3 separate regions of the Homo sapiens genome follow, and all the other regions are linked to region 1. A link is a contact called in ENCODE Hi-C data. All regions are on one chromosome and are shown on one strand. Each heading gives the region's core, a stretch centred on a gene start or an enhancer-like site at or near the end of the contact. The rest is flanking DNA. Distances are from core to core; before and after follow the strand shown. Region 1 overlaps L3MBTL4 (L3MBTL histone methyl-lysine binding protein 4). Region 2 has its middle 29 kb from the start of LINC01387. Region 3 holds the start of L3MBTL4-AS1 (L3MBTL4 antisense RNA 1).

Region 1 (3,931 bases), core at 988-3,487:
GAGTAAGAGCAAAACTTATACCTCATTGAGTTGTGATTTGGACAGCTCCTGGTACATAACGTGTTCAATACATGTCAGATATTATGTTACTGTTACAAGTTATAAAGGTATTTTAAGTTGTAATGATAGTGAATGTGGGGACATACACCACTTCCAAAGCCAGTGTGGCTAATGTGTCTGAAACTCACAAAATGTGAAATCCGGACTGAGATTCAGGGTCTTGAGGGCTGTGTTCAGATTTCACACCTGAGTGGTCCTGGAATGACAGTGCAGTGGCCACTGAAATCATTTGCAGAAGTCCTAGTGGAAGGAAGTGAGATCTGCCACTGCAGGGTGGACATCTGCTTCCCAGGCAGCCTGTTGCCGATGTGTGGCAACCGTGTCAGATGCTAAAATGCTCTTGGCCTGCCAGCTTAGAAATTATGTGACTGTTGACAGGCTTTTAAAAGTTAGGGTGATTTGCATTATTTTAAATTCTGTGCATAAAATTACACTTTTGAAAATATCCACTTAAAATTTGCATAAATTTTTGTAATATGCGAATATACTGATTTTAACTTTTTTTTACAAAGCCCAGCACGATTTATGTCACATCAGATACTCACTAAAAAGTTGTTAATAAATTAAAGAACATAAGCTGATGATGAAGGCATAGACCGTTTCCAGAAACCATTCTCATCAAATCAGACGGATCAGATTCTTCTATCTTGGGCATTTTGGGTAAATGGAGCCTTCCAGATTTGATAAGGATGTTTGCCACAATGACAGGGCAGAAGGGTCACTTGTGTACTTCATCCACCAGAGCTGGCATCACAGCCCTGTTTCCACCTAACACAGCTGAGGGACATGAGATGCTTCCCAGTTGCACGACCTCATTGCCGTCATGACTCCTATCCAGCTCCCCTAAAAGTCAGCCAAGGAAATTCAGCCTGCAAAAGCAGCCCTCCTACTGGAGGTTTTAACATTTTAATTAATCAAAATGTTCTCTGCACCAGAAAATGAAATGTATATGTAATACTGCCTTTGCCTCTAACACCAATGTGACAATAAATAAAGATGTCCTTACGTGTAGGATGCCTTCTCCTTCTAGAAAACAGAATACATAAAACTTGTAATGTCAGTGGTTTGTCATTGGGGGATTTGGTTGAAAGAATTGTTTTGCTACCATTTTCCTTGCTATGGGTGTTTCTTTTGGATTTTATGGCCTTTAAAAAAATATATGATGAAGAGCTTAAAGATTTCATTCAAGGTGCTTACAGATATACTGTACCCTCAAGTTTCCAAGGCCAATATGTTCAGATATGTTCAGCTCTGTGTCCAGCTGCAGGGTCTGAAGAGGCCCTGGACCACAGCACTGGAAGACTTGGCCATGGATCTTGAGTCTAGCAGCACTCAGAGAGGAGTAACCCATCTCCAAAGAAAAGTCATTGCTTGCCCTTCCTATAGAGGCAATAAACACACTGGAACCTGGTTGATTCCCTGATGAGATGCAAGTCCACTGGTAAGTCTATCTGCCTTTAAAAGTCAGAACGCCACAGCCAGGGGAAGGCCAATTTTTCCAGAGTGCCTGAGACAGCCAGACCTGCCAGTTGTGGACAGCGTGTGACCTAGGGCTGCCTTTCCAGTGAAACGACCAAACAGACTTGCGACACGAGGCAGAGCACCGTCTGCTTCCCATTCCACAGATTAAAAAGAAAAGTATTCAGCCAGGTGCAGTGGCTCACACTTGTAATTTCAGCACTTTGGGAGGCCAAGTTGGGAGGATTGCTTGAGGCCAGGAGTTCAAGACCAGACTTGACAACACGGTGAGACCCTGTCTCTACAAAAAAGAAAAAATTAGCTGGGCATGGTGACATGCACCTGTAGTCTTGGCTACTTGGGAGGCTGAGGCAGGAGGATCACTTGAGTTCAGGAGGTCAAAGCTGCAATGAGTTATGATCGCACCACTGCATCCCAGTTTGGGTGACAGAGAAACCCTGTCTCTATTGTTTTGTTTTTTTTTTTTAAAAAGAGGAAGAATATTTTTTAGAAACTAAAGGATTTAATTTTGTCTGAAAATAACATAATGGTAGGTCCCTGATTTCTTCTCTGCCCTCTCACCCATCCTTCCCACCTCTGCTCTACCCTGACAAATGAGAAGGAAAATCCTTTATGGAAATGTTCTTTAAAAATATGTCTGTTTCTTCACAAAAGCCTCACAAAACAAAACTGAAGCAAGTGAGTCATAAATGGTAAACCACAGTCTGCATGACTGGGCCTTGAGTTATTTTTAATCCCACTAAAAACGGAGACCCATTTCACAAGTAACCTTCTCTTCAATGAAAGGGGTAGCAGTTCTACTGTGTTCTCTGCTGCAAAAAGGAGGAAATAAAAAAAATGCAGTCGGTCCCCAAATCCAATTATGTGATTGCTCTCACCCACTGTGTAATCTGTGACAGTCACCGACCAAGTCCCATCAATTTATCTGGCACTGACTGAGAAGTTACTCCACCCAGGACCTGTGCTTCCATAGTGACTTCTGCTGGAGAAGCAAGGAAATGTTCAGAGATGGCTTTTCAGCTGGGAACGTTGTTTTCTTCCCACGATCACCTGTTCTCATGCCCTGCGTACTGAACGTGCTTGAAGCTATCATTTCTCAGCTGCACTTTCTTCTCTTGATTTTGATGCTTCTGAGTCTACTCATTCCCCTTCATTTCCATTTCTTTATCCACAAAACAAAAGTAAAAAGCAGAACAAGAGAGGCTTCACCATGATGTGCAGGACAACTGTCTATTTCCGTATGGGAACAGGAGCTCCTCAGGAACGCTCCTCTCTCTGACAGCAGGCACTCAGCACATGCTGTTTCTTAGATGCCAAGTCATATTGCTCCTCAGACATGGGCATGGCCTGTCTGCTGCACTGTCTTCTGTTTCTCATACCCTTATTATCCAGAATTCATAAACGAATATCTGCAGTTTTCTAATTTTAGCTATTGGTCTTCCCTCATCACAAGCAGTCTCTTAACCAATTTTATATAAATATGGGAGATGAAGCACACAAGAGTCAGAGATTGTCCACTGCTTAGTGGGCTATCGAGAGGGTTAGAAGTTGAATGAAGAGCCTTGGATGCCCCACACCTGTGTACTATCCAATAACAGTAGCCACTAGCCACACTACAGAGCACCTGAAATGTGAAGCGTGCAAACTGAGATGTGCTATAGTACCTCCTGGATTTTGATCACTTAGTAGAAAAAGCAGAATGTAAAATATCTCCTTAATAATTTTTTGAATCTTGATTTACATGTTGAAATGATGTTTTGGATCTATTGGGTGAAATAGAATATGTCGTCAAAACTAATTTTACTTGTTTCTTCTGATTACGTTAAATACGGCCAGTAGAAACTTTCAAACTCTGTAAGTAGCCAGCATTCTGCTTCTGCTGGGATGGTGTGTGTCCAGAAGAGTGCTGAGCCCATGGCCTCTCTCCAGACCCACCCTGGGTGCAGGAAGAGGCTGGGTGGCTGGATCCAATTAACATGACTCTTGTGGAGTAATGATAACAGGGCTTGAGTAGCCTGGATTACACCCTGCCCCAGAAATCCAATAACAGAAGGCGTGAAGACAGGAGGTCATGGACAGTCTAGAGGAGCGGAAGAGTCTGTCTGGGGGATGACTTGGGTGCTTGTGTTGGTTCCATGGTTCATTTGCCCTGAGACTCTGAGCCATGTGTTTGTCTGGCTTATAACTGATGCTCAACAAATACCTGTTGAGTGGATGAATGAAGGCTGAATGAACGCACGCAGGCCAGAAGGCAGGGATATTTTTCATTTACTACAAAAGCAAAGAATGACTTTCAAAACTAGGTTAGGAACTGTTCAGAGTTAGAGCCACTTTCTCTAAAAGTGTCGCTGCCCAACCCCAAATCACTCAATGCTAAAGGAGTGTGCGGCAA
Region 2 (3,931 bases), core at 950-3,449, 510 kb after region 1:
ACTAAAAGGAGATTAAATCACCCGCTAGTAGAGATACCTGCACTCTTATGTTCACTACAGCATTATTCACAACAGTCAAGGTATGAAAACAACCTAACTGTCAACGGATGAATGGATAAAGAAACTGTAATATTCCAACACACGCACAACAGAATAATTCAGCCTTAGAAAGAAGGAGATCCTGCCATTTGCCACAACATGGTTGAACCTGGAGGATATTATGTGAAGTGAAATAAGCCAGACAGAGAAAGAAAAATATTGCATGATCTCACTTATATGTGGAATCTAAGAAAACAGAAAGGTCATATATGCAGAGATAGAGAACAAAACAGTGGTAACCAGTGGGAGGAAATTGGGAGATGTAGGTCAAAGGATACAAAATAGCAGATACGTGGGATGGACAAGGGTAGAGATCTAATGTGTAACATGAGGACTATAGGTAATAAAAGTACGTTGTATTAGAGAGTTTTGTTAAATAAGTAGATTTTAGCTGCTCTTGGCACACAAATATTGTAACTATGTGAGATGATAGTTATGTTAATTTGTTTCTCTCTAGTAACCAATTTACTATTTATATGTATCCCATATCCAATTGTAAACCTCCAATATACACAATAAAATTTATTTTAAAAAATAATAAAATGAAAATAAAAATATTTACATGAAACTTTTAAAAACCAGCTAAATGGACAAGTAAAGCACATTAATCACAATAAACAAGAAAAATGAAAACTTCACAGAGCTGGAAGTTGTTCATCAGCATTCTCACTACATAAAACACAGTTAGCCTCCTTCTCCCTTCTTGACCCCTAACCCTTCCCCCTCCCCATCCTACCCTCCTATTAAAAAAAGGGAAATATAATAAAAAGCCTGTGAGCTCCAAAAATAGGTAATCCGAGTCCAAGTCTCAAAGATCACGTATGGCATGCTAACAATCTTATCAACATTTCTCGCACTGTGTTTTAATGCAAGACACTCAGTTTTAGATGTTACTCTTCTTCTAGTTTTACCAATATTTGCATCTTATAAACAAACCACAGTGGATTAGGAGTGGTTTGCTGTGTGTGGCTTTGGTTGACTGTCAGTGAAGGGCACTGGACATAGGGACATGAAAAAGAGACAGTGGGGAGAAGAGCAGACAGCATGATGCTGAAGAGAAGAAAAAGAAACCTACGCAAGCAGAAACAAGCAACAGAAACAATAAGGCAGCCCAGAGTTGTTTATTTATCAAAACAGGATTGAGACAATAGGGTAGAGCAAACAGGGTGTCAAACATGGCCTCTGTAGCCCCAAAGGTTGTCACTACACAGAAAGGATGCTCAGCCATAACGAATCAGTTTAATTCTATTCCACGTTTTTCTTGATGAGAAATACATGCCACATTTAAGAAAGCTACCGATTCAAAATGGTTAACATTTTCTAAAAATACACTGAGGTCTACAAAAATTGAATTGGCTTATTGTATCTTCACTGCTGTTGGAGAAGTGAAGTTTTACCATCAGGCAATTCTCCTCCTGTGCATAATGATACCATACTGAAGTTTTAAATAGAAAGACATTGAAGTTTTTGAACCTTAATGTGAAGTTGTCCCTTTCAATTAAATATGGCACATATGTATTAATAAACAGACATCCCTGTAAAGTGAATTTCTCTGTACATGGAATCCAAATTTCTCACTGGTTTATATGTTAAATTCATATGTAGGAAAAACTTTAAAAATGTTCATAAACTATAATAAAGACAATAATTCAGCTCTTCTGAAAACTGCAGGCAGATAGGGTACAGTAGCAGACAGGACTTCGGAAGTACTGGGTTTAAGCCCAGGGCAGGTTAAAGGTTGTGGCTGTGGCTTTGAACAAGCCACTTTTGCCCTTCTGAATCTATGCAGATGCTTTGTTCATTTCAGAAGCATTTCTAGAGCTCCTACTAAGTGCCAGGCCTCATGCTAGGTCTCAGGCATACAAGGGTAAACAAGACAAGGCCTCTGGCTTCATAGGTTATCCAAGAACCTTGAAATGGTTTTGAACTTTTGGGATGAATAATGCTGGAAATTAGTTCAAGACAAATTCCCTGGAGATTTTAAGTGTGAAATACTAAGGATTACACAATTCACTCCCTGCTTAGCGTCTAAGGAGGAATCGCATTTCACCCTCGCTCCCTGGGAAGTGCGTGGCCGCCCCAGTCCTGGGTCCCGTGCTGCCTCAGCACCATCTGCTGGCTCACGAGGGAAGGGCCTGCAGGGAGGTCCTGCGGGGTCGGCCCAGCCCCACCCAAGGACCGCCTTACAGACCTCCTGGCAGGGACCAATGATGGCTGGTTGGCCAAAATAACTCTTGCTGGTGAAGAAAGCTGGGAGAAACATGACGTCTGAAGGGTTACTCGCCACCGTCTGGCGTAGGTGACTCAGCCAGGCAGGACCTCACACAGAGGAAACATTATGATTGCTCTAAGTACTGTAAGAAGAGAATTATTATTTTGTTGTGAGTGTATGATCCAATAAAGGTAACAATATACAGAATCACATGCCCTGTAGGTGAGACTCCAACCCGTCCTAGACTTACTGGCTGTGTGGAGATGCCTGGGAGAGCGTGGCAGGGCTGCAGCAGCTCACATTCCCCACGTACCTGCCCTGGCAGACAGCCTGGGATTGGCAAATGCACAATCATATTCACCAGGTGAAGAAAGGACCAGGACTTCCCCTATGGTCCGTCTTTTCTGATTTTTTTCTTCTTCTTCTTCTTCTTCTTTTTTTTTTTTTTTTTTTTGAGACGGGGTCTCGCTCTGACACCAGGTTGGAGTGCAGTGGAGTGATCTCAGCTCACTGCAACCTCCGACTCCCGGGTTCAAGCAATTCTCCTGCCTCAGCCTCCCGAGTAGCTGGGATTACAGGCGCCCGCCACCATGCCCAGCTAATTTTTGTATTTTTGGAGGAGACAGGGTTTCATCATGTTGGCCAGGATGGTCTCGATCTCCTGACCACGTGATCTGCCCACGTCCGCCTCCCGCAGTGCTGGGATTACAGGCGTGAACCACCGCGCCCAGCCTCTTTTTTGATTCTTGAAGTCACTCTTAGCACTTTGCTGAGGCTGTTTGTTAGCTTAGTGGTTTTCTATTCTGATTGTATCTGTTTTGACTTTGAAGGGAAAATGATATATTTGTTTGGTCAGAAAGACATAAGCCAAATAGTGGTGTGCAGTTGGGTTGCTCCACGAAGCAGAGCCTGAGATGAAGGCTTACAAATGGACTGTTTATTTGAAGGGACAGGATTGTGGGACAGAGGCATAGAACAGGGAAGGAGGGAAAGTTGCATTAAGAAGGTGTTGTCCAATGGGGTACCGTGGCAGGCAGTCAATGCTCTGTCCAGCCTGGATCTTCTGAAGAGCCATTTGAAATATGTCTCAGAACTGTCTTCTCCAGGGAATTGGAGGCTGGACCCCACGTTATGATCATGCAGGTGCAAATACCAGAATGTGCTCCAAGGTGCCTCCTGCATGGCAGCCGCCATCACACCCAAAGGCAAGAAAGAAGAGGCGTGCACAGGTGTGAGATTGCACCTGCGAGAAGCTGTCAGCGTCCTCAGAGAGGCAGAACTTGAGCATTGTGAAATGGCATGCAACAGGAGCCCAGTTCAAGTATTTACTCAGGAATAAAAAGTTTGGACATGTTACAGATGATTTATAACGACCTCCTAAATTATTGTAGCATTATTGATTGATTGGGTAGGTGGAAAAATGTGGAAGCTTGGCTAAGCCTGGGAATAAATAAAGGTGGGTGACTTTTCAGCCTTTATAGTCTATAAAAGAGTATCTCCCCTCACACTCACTTTTTATTATCAGTGCACTACTAGACTCTGACTTTAGCAATTTTGTTGTAAATAATAGTATATTTAGAAATCTATTCTTGAGACTAAGACTATGCATAAAAGGTTCCT
Region 3 (3,931 bases), core at 963-3,462, 280 kb after region 1:
TGATTGTGTATTTTTAAACTTTCATTTTAGAGACTACTTCCTTGTTATTTTGAACATTTTTCATAGATTAATTCTGAACTTAGAATCCTAAACTGCTGCCAAGATTGTAGCAAGAGGCATTCTTCAAATAGAGAAACAGAACTCAGGGCTCAACAAAAATATACTTTAATAAGTTAAGTGAATGCAGTTCTTATTGGCTTTCTGTGAATCCATTCTGCTAGAATTTCAATTGCAAAATCCTCATTTCCCCAGAAGCTACTAATAGTAAGAAATTTGGCTGCACAATAAACATTTTAATGTGCATCCTAACCACTGACTGAATTACGGTCTCAGAAACAAAAACAAAGCACGTACCGGAGCAGATAAAACACTACTAGGTCTAGGCAACCTTAGACCAGCAAAGATCATTTATGAACAAAGAAAAAGAACCCACACCATTCATAATACAGGACTGCACAGAAAGAACTTTTTAAAATAACTTCTCAAATTGTTTGATAATTCACTGGCCATCACCGAACTGATTCCACAAATCCTGAGTCTAGTGTCTAAAACAATAAACTCACATATTTTTCCCCCAATGACTAAACTCTTCCCAGAGAAAATAGACAAGGATACTTCTAATACATATTTCCTTTAACTAAACAAGAAGTCGTGTCTACCCTTGATTCCAAATGCCACCATTTTCCTCTTTAATTCCTCCTCCTTCTGAAGAGCTCTGAACTTGACATTCAGCTTCCAGCTGGAACTGCAGATAAGCAGCCTGTTACAAGTGCTTCATACCCCTACCAGGAACTAAAAAGCAGTCCTGATCTGACTGTCTGGTTCCAGACTTCAGATCTGCTCAACTATTTCCCAGCAACCCTGGTACTTTCAATCACCATTTCAGAGACACAGATTCTAAATGTAGGAAAAGCATCTGAACCACATCAGGATGTATCTTCAATTCTGCCCCAGAACTTAGACCTTTAGAAACTACGGGAAATGAGCATGAATGGGAATTCTTTCTGCCCTTCAGAGCCCCAGCAATTAATCATCTTAAATGACTTCATGTCACAAGGCCACACTCTATTTTTAAAATACAGTTCCTTCTTTCGTCTCGATATGCCTTGTGATTTAAACTCCAACCAAACATCTCAATATAATGCACACAGTATTCTTTCAAAAAATGCTTTTTTTCCCCCTGGGAGTACTGTTAAATACCAGTGAAGTTACCTTAAAACTGAAGGCAACAAAATACATATAAAAGGCAAAAAAAAAAAAAAAAGAATAGGTAGACAAGCAAACAGTTTAGGCAATTGAAAAGAGGACACAGACTCAGGCTATAATTTGGTTCCAAGCATATCAGAATGCATAAAGTATTTCACTGCATTTTATAAAAGTACTAAAAAGCCAGACATGGTCATCATTTGGCTTATGATTAATATTTAAAGTACTAAGAAGCATCTATATTAAAACAGTGATAGTATTCTCAGTGACTGTCAAGTAATTTGGAACCATGTTCACAGCACAAACACTTGGTATCTGACTAAACTCTTCTGGCTGGAAAGCTTCTGGGTATCTCAAAGTTTCACAAGGAGTTTTAACAAATAGGAATTTCCACAGAACAATCTTCCTGCACCTGCAGGGCTAAATACAAATTCAGACTATCAAAAACAAAATGCACCTATCAAAAACAAAATGCACATGTGCACGTCTTTCAGATTCTATTTAATGTATAGGCATAGATAGAAAAATTCCATTTTTAAAATATAATTCAGGCATAGGTGAAGAACTTAAATTTGGGGTAGGGTGAATTCCCTTTACTCAGATTTCAAGTAAGGAAGACAAAGAGAGAATAGGAATGTGTTCAAATAAGGCTGTCTTGTTTCTAGGACAATTAGGAGGTTAAACCAGGAAGGTGCCTCTGTTCCTCCAACAACCCCCAGCCCCTCCCAAAAATAAATGCAACCTTATCATCCTGCAGAAGGCTGGAATTTCCTTTTCAGGACATAAAGTCTTTCTTTCTGAAATCATACTAGATTATAATAATAGCTATGAAGAGGGGAAGGAGGTAGAGCAGGACAAGAAAGTGGGGGGAGGTGGGAACGCCACGATTGTGCCTTGTTTAGAGAGAAAGGGGATGAAATGAGGAACCACTTCTGTTTTCATCGTGAATAAAGTTGGTGAGTCATCAGGCAGGAGAGAGGAGGCTGGGAACAACGTGACCCACTAAGGATTCTGCTCCAAGGACAGTGGGTTTCCCGCTGGGCACCCACTCTTAAGTGCAGATCGGGAGACTAAGACAGGAACACCCGCCGTGGGCAGGCCAGGCTGGAAGGATAGAGGACTGTGGTCGAACCAAGGCAAGTTGTGGCAAGGACAAGGTCTGCCGAGGCCAGGCTGGGCTAGTGTTCTGAATAAACAGGGGGTCGGTGGTCAGAGCACACAGGGCTACCAAGAGGGGCTGAGAAAAGGCAGTGGGAAAAGCAAGGGACGAGAGAAAGAGTGATTTTGAGAACCGCTTGTATTTAAGCAAGTCATCTATATGCCAGGCACTGTAGTACGCTGGACACTTGATATACACGATGTGGAATTCTTCAGGAAAATCCCTGAGAAGTAGGTGATATTATCTGCTGTTTTCAGTTAAATCAACTAAGAGTCAGGGAGGTGCCTCCACACAGTGAGGGGAAGCAGTGGAGGGCTTACTGAGGCAGCGCAGGTAAAAGCACAGCAAACAATACGAACCTCTCCCGGGAACCAGAGGGCAGAGAGGAACTAAAACAAGAAGAAAGAAACCCAAGTCAGGCTTCCAGGAGATCACAATTTCACCGAGAGACAAAATACACCCACACGTAACCACACAGAATGGCACAGGTTAAGGCAGTTAAGGAGCTGGATGAACTGACCCAAAGGTCAGGTTGCGGAGGCTGGAGGTGGGAAAGAAGGTTGGAAAAATCCAGAAAGAGAAAATGCAGTCTAAAATTTCAAGAAGCCAGTCTGGACTAAGGAGATGAGTTAGGGAGGAAAATGCAGAACCAAGGGACATTATTTTTTCATAAAGATGGAACAGACTTAAGCATATTTGCATTCTAAAAGGAAATGTTCTTTTCTTTTTTCTTTTTCTTTTTCTTTTTCTTTTTTTTTTTTTTTTTTTAAATGGAGTTTCGCTCTTGTTGCCCAGGCTGGAGTGCAATGGCGCAATCTTGGCTCACCGCAACCTCCGCTTCCCGGGTTCAAGCGATTCTCCTGCCTCAGCCTCCGGAGCAGCTGGGATTACAGGCATGCACCACTACACCCAGCTAATTTTGTATTTTTAGTAGAGACGGGGTTTCTCCATGTTGGTCAGGCTGGTCTCTAACTCCCAACCTCAGGTGATCCACCCACCTCGGCCTCCCAAAGTGCTGGGATTAGAGGCATGAGCCACATCGCCGGGCTCTAAAAGGAAATGTTCAAAAGAGAAGAAACGTCAGCTTACAGGCAGGCCCTGAGATAACTGATGGAGTAAGATCTCTAGAAAGGCAGGAATGGAAAGGATGCAGAGCACAGGTGCAGGAGGCTGGAGAGAAGGGACACTTCTTCCAGGACCACAGGGGAAAGAGGCAGGAAGAGGTGTGCTGAGTGATGGTCTGCAGGGGGCAGTGGAAGGTCTCACCACATGCAGTAAGGGACTGAAAGCTTCAGGTGGGAGGAAAGATGCCTGCCAGCATAGACCTGCTTTCCTAGGGAGCAGGGAGAGCCCAGACTAACAACACAGAAGGACGGCCAGACAATGCCTGCACGCTGAGGCTGTGCATCTGCAGGGCCACAGCTATCTGCAAGGCCTCATGGTTCCTACTCAGCAGTGCTTGGCACCTGGGGTAGAGAAGGTAGGCAGTGAATACGCATTAGTCAGGAGCTGGGATTGCGGTGGGCATGGATGGGGAGAGGATAGCAGGGAGGCAACGGACTGAAG

The links. Hi-C counts contacts between places; a loop is a spot of excess contacts on that map. Pooled maps may share reads with other maps.
Region 2: a pooled map shows a loop between it and region 1 (8-fold over the local background). The contact joins two enhancer-like sites. A Hi-C loop is called at or near these places in 10 of 37 single-sample maps with no recorded cell type and 5 of 50 pooled maps.
Region 3: a pooled map shows a loop between it and region 1 (2.0-fold over the local background). The contact joins the promoter of L3MBTL4-AS1 here to the enhancer-like site in region 1. A Hi-C loop is called at or near these places in 14 of 37 single-sample maps with no recorded cell type and 5 of 50 pooled maps.

The regions. Positions count from the first base shown.
Region 1 is chr18:5,972,979-5,976,909 of GRCh38, forward strand. The region is part of intron 16 of L3MBTL4 (L3MBTL histone methyl-lysine binding protein 4); the gene reads right to left. All of the region lies in intron 1 of LOC121725015 (a long non-coding RNA gene), which reads left to right. Among named protein-coding and RNA genes, the nearest start is that of TMEM200C, 79 kb to the left of the region's middle. Within about 2 kb of position 2,238, at least 2 of the 41 ENCODE cell types and tissues checked have a DNase peak (open chromatin) inside an H3K27ac peak, as active enhancers do.
Region 2 is chr18:6,480,537-6,484,467 of GRCh38, forward strand. No RefSeq gene overlaps it. Among named protein-coding and RNA genes, the nearest start is that of LINC01387, 29 kb to the right of the region's middle. RefSeq lists an enhancer at 2,111-2,170. Within about 2 kb of position 2,200, at least 3 of the 41 ENCODE cell types and tissues checked have a DNase peak (open chromatin) inside an H3K27ac peak, as active enhancers do.
Region 3 is chr18:6,254,532-6,258,462 of GRCh38, forward strand. It overlaps L3MBTL4-AS1 (L3MBTL4 antisense RNA 1), which reads left to right and starts at 2,213. Exons shown (of 3, transcript NR_110765.1): 1 at 2,213-2,342. All of the region lies in intron 5 of L3MBTL4 (L3MBTL histone methyl-lysine binding protein 4), which reads right to left.